2 separate regions of the Mus musculus genome follow, and region 1 is linked to region 2. A link is a loop called in an ENCODE intact Hi-C map of the cell type or tissue named here. Cell type or tissue: left cerebral cortex. All regions are shown on one strand.

Region 1 (5,000 bases), 1.0 Mb before region 2:
ATCCCTTAATATCAAAATGATGTTCAATTTTATTTTTTAATTTTCATTATTTTAGTATAAGCCGTCTCCGCTTAAAAAATCAAATCCTCCTGGAATTCCATCATCAGGATCCTCCCGACTGCCACAGCCAAGTACTACTAGCAAAACAATTGTAGGTAATGAGATTCCATGTGACCAACTAACCAGACAAGCAAAGGAAACCATGTTAGTTGAGAAGGATATGCCAAATGTGGTTTTTTTAGATTATTAAAAAAGTTATACATAAGAAATTTAGCTTAGTAGTTATTTCTGGGTAAAATAGAAGTAACTTTGAATAGCATCTACAGCCAAGGTCCTTTCTTTATTACTTGAAGGCCACAATGCTTTCACACATTTTTTGTATGTGTACTTGAAACTGTCCAATAAGACAGGTACTAACAGTTTAAAGAGGAAACCACTAAAGTGAGATGTTATAAAAGGTGAGAACTGGATGCATCCCTTACTAATAGTTTTAAATTCTCTATTTTATAACTATAGGTACTAAGGAACTATTTTCCTTGTTAGAGACTCTGTTTTATATGAATTTTCTTTCATAATATTGTTTAAAATACTGTTGCCTTTTTATTATAAGGTGTGCCCACGGGTAAAGCATCTTCAGTTAACAGTCCTTTGGGAAACAAACCTCAGACCTTATCTCCTTCTCATAGAGCGATAGCAGCCCCCCAGGCAGGGTAAGTCGGTCCTGCAGCGCTCAGTGCTGTGCGCACTGCAGTGCTTTGTGTCTGTCCTTGCTCTGCCTCGCTAGCTTGTTTCTTCTGGAAGATTGCTGCTGAAGAGACATTAACTGACACTTAAAATCCTAGCAAAACTGTTTCAGAAAAGTATAGTTGCTCTTCATCAAGATCCTAATGTGTTTGTGTGTGTGTGTGTGTATGTGTTTGTGTGTATGTGTTTGTGTTTGTGTGTGTGTGGTGTGTGTGTGGTGTGTGTGTGTTTGTGTGTGTGTGTTTGTGTGGTGTGGTGTGTTTGTGTGTGTGTGTGTGTGTGTGCTTGTGTGGTGTGTGTGTGTGTTTGTGTGGTATGTGTATGTGTGTGTGTGAACAGTTTTATTTTGGTGTACTTAATTAAGTCTTTTGTAGTCATAGAGGAACTCAGATATGCAGTTAAAGGTATGTAACTTTTAGGAAAAGTTGGGTGCTGAGTGAGATCTCCTTGACTAGAAAATAGTCAAATATTTTTATTCTAATGCATAAAAATTACTAAATGTATAGTTTTGATGGAATAATGTACATAGAGGTGTATATAAAGTTATTTAGAATCATAAAAATAAATGTTTTTATAATGATTTTGCTATGAGAAAAATTTCTGTAGTATGCCTGTATTGTCTGAAGTAAACTAAAATTATGTTATATTCTGTGTAGACAGCATATATGGAATTTTCAGTAAATTATTATTTACTAATCATTGTAGTTTTCCTATGCTGTATTCTATATAGATGGCTTTTAGTGAAATAGCTTCTACTTTCAACAATCCATTATAATGTTGGAAAACTTGATAAAATTAGCCATTTTATTATCTAAACACTTATTTTCAGAGATTTACTTTCCTCTGTTAATAAATTACAAAATTACAAAGACAATAAAGAAAACAAAAACAGAAGATTTTGTCTTTTCTTAGATATGCAGTTGGTTAAGGAAACATAACACATAATTTTCAAGAATACTTTATCTTTGACTCATAGTCACTTACTTTCATGAAGAAAATTTACAGAGGAATATTTGTCAGTTGTGGTTAGCCTTTTGTCCCCACTCAATTCAGACAGCATAGGAAATCCAAGATATACAAAGACTTGGACTCTGGGGAGAGGCCTCTTTGGAGAACACATTTGGCATGTAAGCATGACTACCTGTGCTCAAATCCCCAGGACCCATGTGACATCAGGCATGATAGTGCAGGAACTGAATGCTAGCCTTCTGCTGGGGCTGTGGGAGGCAGAACAGCAGAATCTCTGGAAACTCACAGACCTGCTAGCCTCATCTAATAGCAGCAAGCAAGAGACCAGTGCCAACAAAAAGGTAGAGATGAGGGCTGATTCCTCACACTGTTCTCTTCCCGTCACATGTGCCCCATGGCACATATGCACCTGCATTCAGACACACCAATATGTGTACACATACACACACATATCACAAATCTGTATACACACACAAAGTTTAATGGGATGACTATGTCGGTCAGTGGTGGGATAATTGCGTGGCATGTTCAAGGCCTTAGGGTCAGTCCTCAGGATCAGCAAAAGAAACAAATGAGCAAGACCACAGAACAGAAAGAATAAAAAACTAACAGAATACTGACAAAGTACCAGGAGTTACCTGCCTTTCCTTACTTATCTTCTGGTGGTTAACAAAAACAGTACTCATTTCTTTTTTTCTTTCCTACTGGTCAACTCACTATGTAGTATTGCATAGGCACAACAGCTAACTCAAAACCTTTTTACCATAACAAAGAGAATTGTTTTTAGTTAGGATATAGTCCTTTTAGTGTTTTAGGTATTGCTAATCATAAATTAGAAGCAGTATTTTTTAATACTTGTTTTTACTGATGGTTTTCTCTTTGGTTGGAGTAAGTGGTATGACAAACTTTAAGTAAACTGTGCACAGAAAGCTGGCTGATAGGATTTTTCAAAAAAGAATTTTGGGACTGGGTAGATGGCTCAGTAATTAACGTACTTGCTGTACAAGCACAAGGTTGAGGGTTCTGGGACCTAGAAGCCTTGCAACACTGAGTGGACATAGCAGTCTGCCTGTGTCTCCAGCCCTGAAAGGTATTGTCTGAGTCACCTGATTCAACTGGCTAGCAAGATGAGCTTTACCAACTAACTCAGGGTTTGATTGAGAGACCTGATTCAGTGAATAAAGAACAAGGATGATTCCTGATACCAACTTCCTACATGCAGGTCACACATCCAAAAAACAAAAAAAAAAAAACACCATCAAAACAAAAACCACATGCATATCTATGCAAACACCACACCCACGAGACAGAGCAAGCACAGGGGTGAGTGGAAACACACCTATTATGGAGGTAGACAGTGGGGCACTTGTGTTCTACTGTGCCACTAAGTAAGTGTGCAACCTTGAGTATGTCTCTCTGAAGACACTTGGTGACTGTGTTTATAAAGACTTTCATAACTAATTTAAGAAGCCTGATCAAAAACCTGACTTATATGATCCCAAAGAGAAAATATGTTTTACTAACAGGCAAAGATTTTGAACATTTGCTTTTCCAAGTATTCCATGAAATTTAACACTTAGGATGCCCCATAACATACTAAATTGGCAGTCATATATGTTCAGATTCCAATTGTCTATATAGAAGGCCCTTCTCCTTGAACCAGAGTCATTGTTTGCTTCTAGTCAATATATTTTCTGTATCACAGTATTGATTGGAGATTACTATTCTCCTGTTACGAGAAGCAGTCAACAGCTATCTACAGAGTGCCAGCTACCATTTCTGTATTAGAGTCTTTAGAGCAGCGATTCATTTTATTGTTGTCTTTAAGTGTAAACACCATGGTGATCTAATTGAAGGAAAAAAAGAATCCCTACCTAAAGGTCTAGTGTTTTTATGGAATGATGGCAAAACTAATTAATCAGTAAGTTAAAAATTTCATCTATAAACCAGACTCATAGAAAAGTGGTTCTGTAAAAGACTTTCTTAAAGTTTGCCTGACAGTGATGTTTTTCAGTTATGCATTGACTTATATTGAGGTATTTGGTTAGTTGTAACATTGAAGGGACTGAAAATCATCTGAGCTTGATAAATGTTAGCACTTCATGATCCTACAGCTGTTTCAAGCATTGTTTATAGCATTTAGCATCGTTCACTTTACTCATGTATTCTAGTCTTATGCATCATATATTGGTATCATCACATTTTAATGTTTGTACTTGGAAAAAGTCTTACATTTGATAATTAAGTTCTAGATAACCTGTGGTTATTTCTATAGTTTTTTTTAAAAACAACATATTCAAATAGATTTTTCATCCTAATTCTAAAATTTAGTTTTATTTAGCCGGGAAATTTTCAGAAATATGATGCAACACTGAGTTATTAAATTCCGTGGCATCTGAATAAGATCACAAACTGACACAGCTGTGTTCTTGCAAGCACTGCTTACTAAAATGTTTGTAATTTTAAATATATACCAAACGTATCCTTTCCAATAGCTGAATTACTGTCTTCAGTAATTTACTTCTGTTACTGTAAAAACATAAACCTGTCTATATTTGATCATAGTAGATGAGGTAAAAAGTAGAGCTGCAGGGTACATACATGTAAAGAACATTTCTGAGTGCCGGGGACATGTGTATGGTAATGTGTGCGTGTGTGTGCAGGCCTGGGTCAGCATTGACTGTCTTTATCTCCACATATTTTCAGCCAGGATTTATCATTGGATCGCTAGTTCATCAATTCTGCTAGCATGGCTAGCCAGAGCTGAGACTCTCCTGGCATCCCTGGTATCAATGCACGGGATGATACAGGATGATGCTCAGTCTTGTACATGGTTTCTGGGGATGCAAACTCGCTTTCTCCTCTTTCCCGTGCAGCACTTTTCTGACTGAGCCACCATCCCCCCAACCCTGGAGAACATCTTCTAATAAAAAATTGAATTTGATTATCAATATGTTATGGTTTTAAATTAGTAAGAAATGTCACTAGATTTTGTATGATAGGAACATGTTCCTTTAATTTTTTCTTTGACATCTATTCATTTTGTATGTGGATGTGTATGCCAAGGCATACAGGTGGAAATCATGGAGCAGCTTTTGGGCAATAGGTGCTCTTTTTCTCTCCATGTGCGTCCTGGGGTTTGAACTCAGGTCGTCGGGGTTAGCTGAAAGCAGCTTTACCTGCTGAGCACCTCACCAACCCTAAACCCTTTTTCTTTTGTAGAATAATATTCTGGCATATGAACCTAGCATTTTTAAATGATTGAAGCTATTGGGTTAGGGTGTTTT
Region 2 (5,000 bases):
TTTACTCTCTCCTCCTAGGGATGTTGGGGAGAGAATAACACATGTCTTAGCCTGATGCCTAAGAGGTACCCAGTTATGGCTCTGTCTTTATCAACACTATTAGTATCAACCTCATCTAAGTCAGCCAATGTAATCAAAAGAGAGCCACTAACTGTACCAACTGTACCTGAGGCATTTGGATGCATGATAGGCTCACAGTTATTCTGCCTTCCCACATGTGTAAAGATCCTGTAAAAGATGGCAAAGAGCAAGCTCTCAGCCTTCCATGTCTTAATGCCTGCTTCAGAACTTAGAGCTACTCTTCCTCCAGCTCTGTTCATATGACACAAGCATTACAAGGGCTGATTATCTTTTCAGGAGCACTTAGTTAGCTCTGTGTACAGTTAAGCAATCTGCCTGCAACCAAACTTCCACCGGAGTGCACACAGCATGCCCACTTCCTGGAAGTTCACTGAGCTAACAAGTCAACTCTCTGTCAGATTATGCTATTAGTAGGAATCTGGCTGTTTCTTAAGAGACTCTAAAATCTGTGCTGTCACTGAGACCCACTGATGAATTCAGCATGGTCCTTGCCTTCCTGGGACTCAGAGCTCGGTAGATGAGTCTTAAAACACAAATGATTTCCAAGGAGAACCCTAAATGCCTGGGACGCAAGGGATAGGAAGGCTTCTGATGCTTTGGGACTAGGCAGAAAAGCACATCTGTGGGAGCTGTTTGAAGCTGAAGAGGCAACTCCACATCACGGCCGGCACTTCGAAAAACTCAGTAGAGACACTCAGATTTCGAACGTGTTCACTTGGCCTTGTATTTCTATCTGGATAGTAATTATCTGAGCAATGTACAGACAATGGGAAGGACTCTTTCCAGAGCTCAAATAAAAAATCACCATGTATTAGAGTAAGAGATTCGGCCATGAGTGTTTGGGAATCTCCTGGGGATCTTGGAACCACCCTGGACGGTACCAGGAGACATCCACACTTGAAATATTAGTAACATGTAGCAGTATCTTAATCCTAAGAAGTTTTTGGTTGCAAAAAAAGACCAGAGGGCATGAGGGTCACACCAAAGCACTCAGTGATAACTGAAGACTGACCAATGAAGTTTTAAAGAAATCAGTACCTTTTCCTACATATGAGCTATGAAGTTATAAATGTCCTCCAAGTTACTACCTATCTATCACTTTTTATTTTATAAATTATTTTAGATTATAAATGATAGCACAGGATTAAAACACGAAAGTCTGACAATCAACTTATTAATCATACAATGTATGATTAAACTGTGAAGGTCTGGTGATCTCCTTATGGTCAGTAGATGATAAACATAAGCCAATGATAAACATAGCTAGTGATTTTCTGTTTATTGTTTAATTGACAATTAAAATTGAATGTGTCTACAGTATGCATGTTTTGAAATACAATATACATTGATAATGGCTAAATCAAGTTATCTAACACATGCTTATTTCATGTGTTATCATGTATTTGTGGCAAGAATCCAATCAGAGAAAGTAGATTAAAAATGTGTAGACTGCTGATGAAATGGAGTTTTCATTTACATTAAAAAAGTGTCATTTGCAAGAATTGATGGAACTGAAGATCACTTATTAGCATGGTAAATCAGATTCAAAGAGACACATGTCTCATCTCCTTTCACATGGTTATATATATATATATATATATATATATATATATATATATATATATATATTTATACATACACACATGATGTGAATATAGGAGGAGGAACAACGTTTGGGAAGAAGGAGACTAGGAGGAAGGAGGTAGAGAAAGTCAAAGGAGGGAAATGGAGTGTGAACACAAACAAAGCACTAGATAGGAAAGTTGGAAAATTTCATAACCACATCCAACATTTTGTACAATGAGCACATTCTAATAATTTTTAAACATAAACATAACACAATATATCATCACTATAAATCACATTGAACTGGTTGGATGTTTTGTCAGCTTGACACAATCCACAGTCACTTGGGAAGAAGGAGCCTCGGTTGGAGATTGACCCCACCACACGGGCATGTGCACGTGTCTATGGGCATTCTCCTGACTGATGTGGGAGGGTCCAGCCAACGGTAGGTGGTGCTACCCTTAATCTTGGATTGTATGTGAAAGCAAGCTGGGCAAAGCACAGAAAGGAGGCCGGGAAGCAACGTGCCTCCATGGGCTCTGCTTCACTCTCAGCCTCCAGGTTTCTGCTGAAGTCTGAGCCCTGGCTTCCCTCAGTGGTGGATTGTGTCGTGGAAGTGTAAGCCAAATGCACCCTTTCCTCCCAAGTTGGTTTTTGTCATGGTGTTTTGTCACAGTGACAGAAAGCGAACTAGAAGACTCATGAACGTATTTTAATTGCCTAGATGAAATTTTGTACTATCTAGCCAGCATCTGCGCAGACTCCATCAGACTTGGCAGACATTTTACACTCTGCTCTATGAGGACAGGAATTCTGTCTTTCTGTTTCTGACTTTCTCTCACTACAATGCACTCCAGGTTTATCTACATAGCTGCAAATGACAATTTCCTAAATTTATGATCAAAAGCATTTATGCAGATGCTGCACTCCATGACATTAAAGCAGTTGCATGATTCAGCTGCCGACTTAACACTCTGCTGTTCCTTCCACAGACATGGAGGTGAAGCAGATCAACAAGCGGGCCTCTGGCCAGGCTTTTGAGCTGATCTTGAAGCCACCATCTCCCATCTCAGAAGCTCCACGAACTCTAGCTTCTCCAAAGAAGAAAGACCTGTCTCTGGAGGAGATTCAGAAAAAGCTGGAGGCTGCAGAGGAGCGAAGAAAGGTAACTTTCTCCAGGGGGGTTGTCGTCATCGTAGTTCTTGTTGTTGTTCTTGTTCTTATTTTGTTTGGCCTGGTTTGGCTGGTCTGGCCTGGTCTCGTCTGGTCTGGATTGGTTTGGTTTGGTTTGGTTTAATTTGGTTTGGTTTGGCTTCTTTTGTTTTCTTGAGACAGGGTTCCTCTATGTAGTATAGGCTGTCCTGGAACTTGCTCTGTAGACCAGGTGGCCTCAAAGTCACAGGTTTTTAAAGTCTCTCTTTTCTTCCTCCCCTCTGCTCCCTTCCTTTCTTTTTCACAGATACACACACACACACACACACACACACACACGGGGGAGGGGGGGGAGAAAGAGAGAGAGAGGTTCAATCAGAGATTCCAAGAGACAATGGTACCTGAGTGAGCCTGCACGATCTGAACACCTTCAATTCTCTACAGTAGGATACTAAAAGACTATGGACATTAAGACTGGAGGGCAGAGGTTGGAAAGCCCAGTAAAGAGCACTTCCCAAGTTCCATTCCAAGCATCCATTTCAAGGGACTCTCACCTCTGGCTTCCACAGGAAGCTACACTCCCAAGTGCACAGACCACTCTCAAGTGCACATACACTCCCAAGTGCACATTCCACTCCTGATCCCCACCCCCACCACACACACATACAATTAAAAATAAATATTTTGAAAAATATGAGAGCAGTAAGATATGCTGGCAAATCTGTGAATTAAAGATGTTCTGTCTAGATGTACCTGCTCCAATGGGCTGTATTTTCCTGTCAGGCATCTTTGATATAAAGCATCTTTGAACTGTATTTTCCATTTGCTTTATCATGATGTATTTTAGACTCATGAGGTCACTATGGATATCCTGCACATACACACAGTTCAATTATGTAAATTATATAAATTATATCATTTTATCATGTGAATTATATAAATATAAATTATATTTATTACATGAATGAAACTCTTAATGTTGTCTACAAAAAATCTATCAATATATTAAACACTATAATCTATTAATATTGTTATAAATTCAGATTTAAGATGGAGAAAGTAAGCTATTAACCCAGGCAATAACTTAACTTTTTCATTGCTTCTTGTGGTATTACTTACAGACATAATCAACTATCTTGTCTAAAGCCCTGCAGTGCCTATTGCACCCTGGGCAATTTAAGTTCTTACTCACTAGGCAGAGGCACCTTCTATATAATGGGCACAGCACAGCCCTGGAAGCTCTACACAAGGAGCACACACACACACACACACACACACACACACACACACACAGAGAGAGAGAGAGAGAGAGAGAGAGAGAGAGAGAGAGAGAGAGAGAGGAGAGAGAGAGCGCTTAAAATATAAAATCAGTGTCTGGCCCAAAATTAAAATTCAGAAAGCAGAGTTCAGCTTCAAGGATTAGTACACTGATGGCGTTTCCAGCTACTGTACCTAATTAACAGAAAATGGCCAAAGAAAAAAGAACACAGAGATAATAAAAATTAACTGGGTGTTAATTTATAAAACTTATAAAAGTCCCTGAGGCAAGTAATTAATAGTTCTTGTAAAACTCCTACATCCTGACAGCAGTAAACTATTAACAATTATTTAAACAATTAAATCAAACTAGAAATTGACTGTGTAGCTAATGGACACTGACCAAAAGAATCAGCCAATATTTTGATACTCAGAAAAAAATATTTTGGAACCTTTTTTAAATGGTGTATCTCATTAAATTTATTGTGCAATTTGGAAATTTTTCAGTGGAGAAATCACCTTGTGAATTATGTTCTGGTAGTAGAGTTTTAATTAGGAGAAAGGACATCTAATTAAGAGAAAGTACTAACTTAAACATTCAGCCATTGATTTTGTTTTTCTATTGGATTGTACTGACTTAATTAGCACTCGTGTGAAAAACTGTCCATTCTCCTTAAACAGTCTTCAGCAAGTGACGTATCCCAGAGACTGTCCGGCAAGGACATGCAGGTCACCGTCATCCAGCTGCTCAGACTGCTCTAAGTATACAACGTGGCTTACCCCTCTGGTGACTTTCAGTCCGTACGGCCCCTCTGTGGCCAGTAGCCACTCAAGTGAGCAGCCCCATGGGCTAGTAGGTCAAACAACTTCTATAAGGAATGGAAAACTTAACATCTGCTTTTTTAATTGATTCCAAGTAATTACTGAGCTTCAACATTTTGAAA

What was found. A loop is a pair of places that touch in the nucleus more often than their neighbours do. Peaks named below come from ENCODE experiments on the same cell type or tissue, not always from the same donor. Only the 100,000 strongest peaks of a DNase experiment are listed, where the experiment ranks them.
Region 1: it touches region 2 in a loop (5-fold over the local background); 2 of 42 quality-filtered maps call a loop at or near these places.

The regions. Positions count from the first base shown.
Region 1 is chr3:7,527,975-7,532,974 of GRCm38, forward strand. Zc2hc1a (zinc finger, C2HC-type containing 1A) reads left to right here. Exons shown (of 9, transcript NM_173181.3): 6 at 56-155; 7 at 611-710. Among named protein-coding and RNA genes, the nearest start is that of Zc2hc1a, 27 kb to the left of the region's middle. In left cerebral cortex, no CTCF peak of the experiment used is centred here; a DNase peak (open chromatin) is centred at 1,965.
Region 2 is chr3:8,542,934-8,547,933 of GRCm38, forward strand. Stmn2 (stathmin-like 2) reads left to right here. Exons shown (of 5, transcript NM_025285.2): 3 at 2,640-2,812. Among named protein-coding and RNA genes, the nearest start is that of Stmn2, 36 kb to the left of the region's middle. In left cerebral cortex, no CTCF peak of the experiment used is centred here; a DNase peak (open chromatin) is centred at 2,364.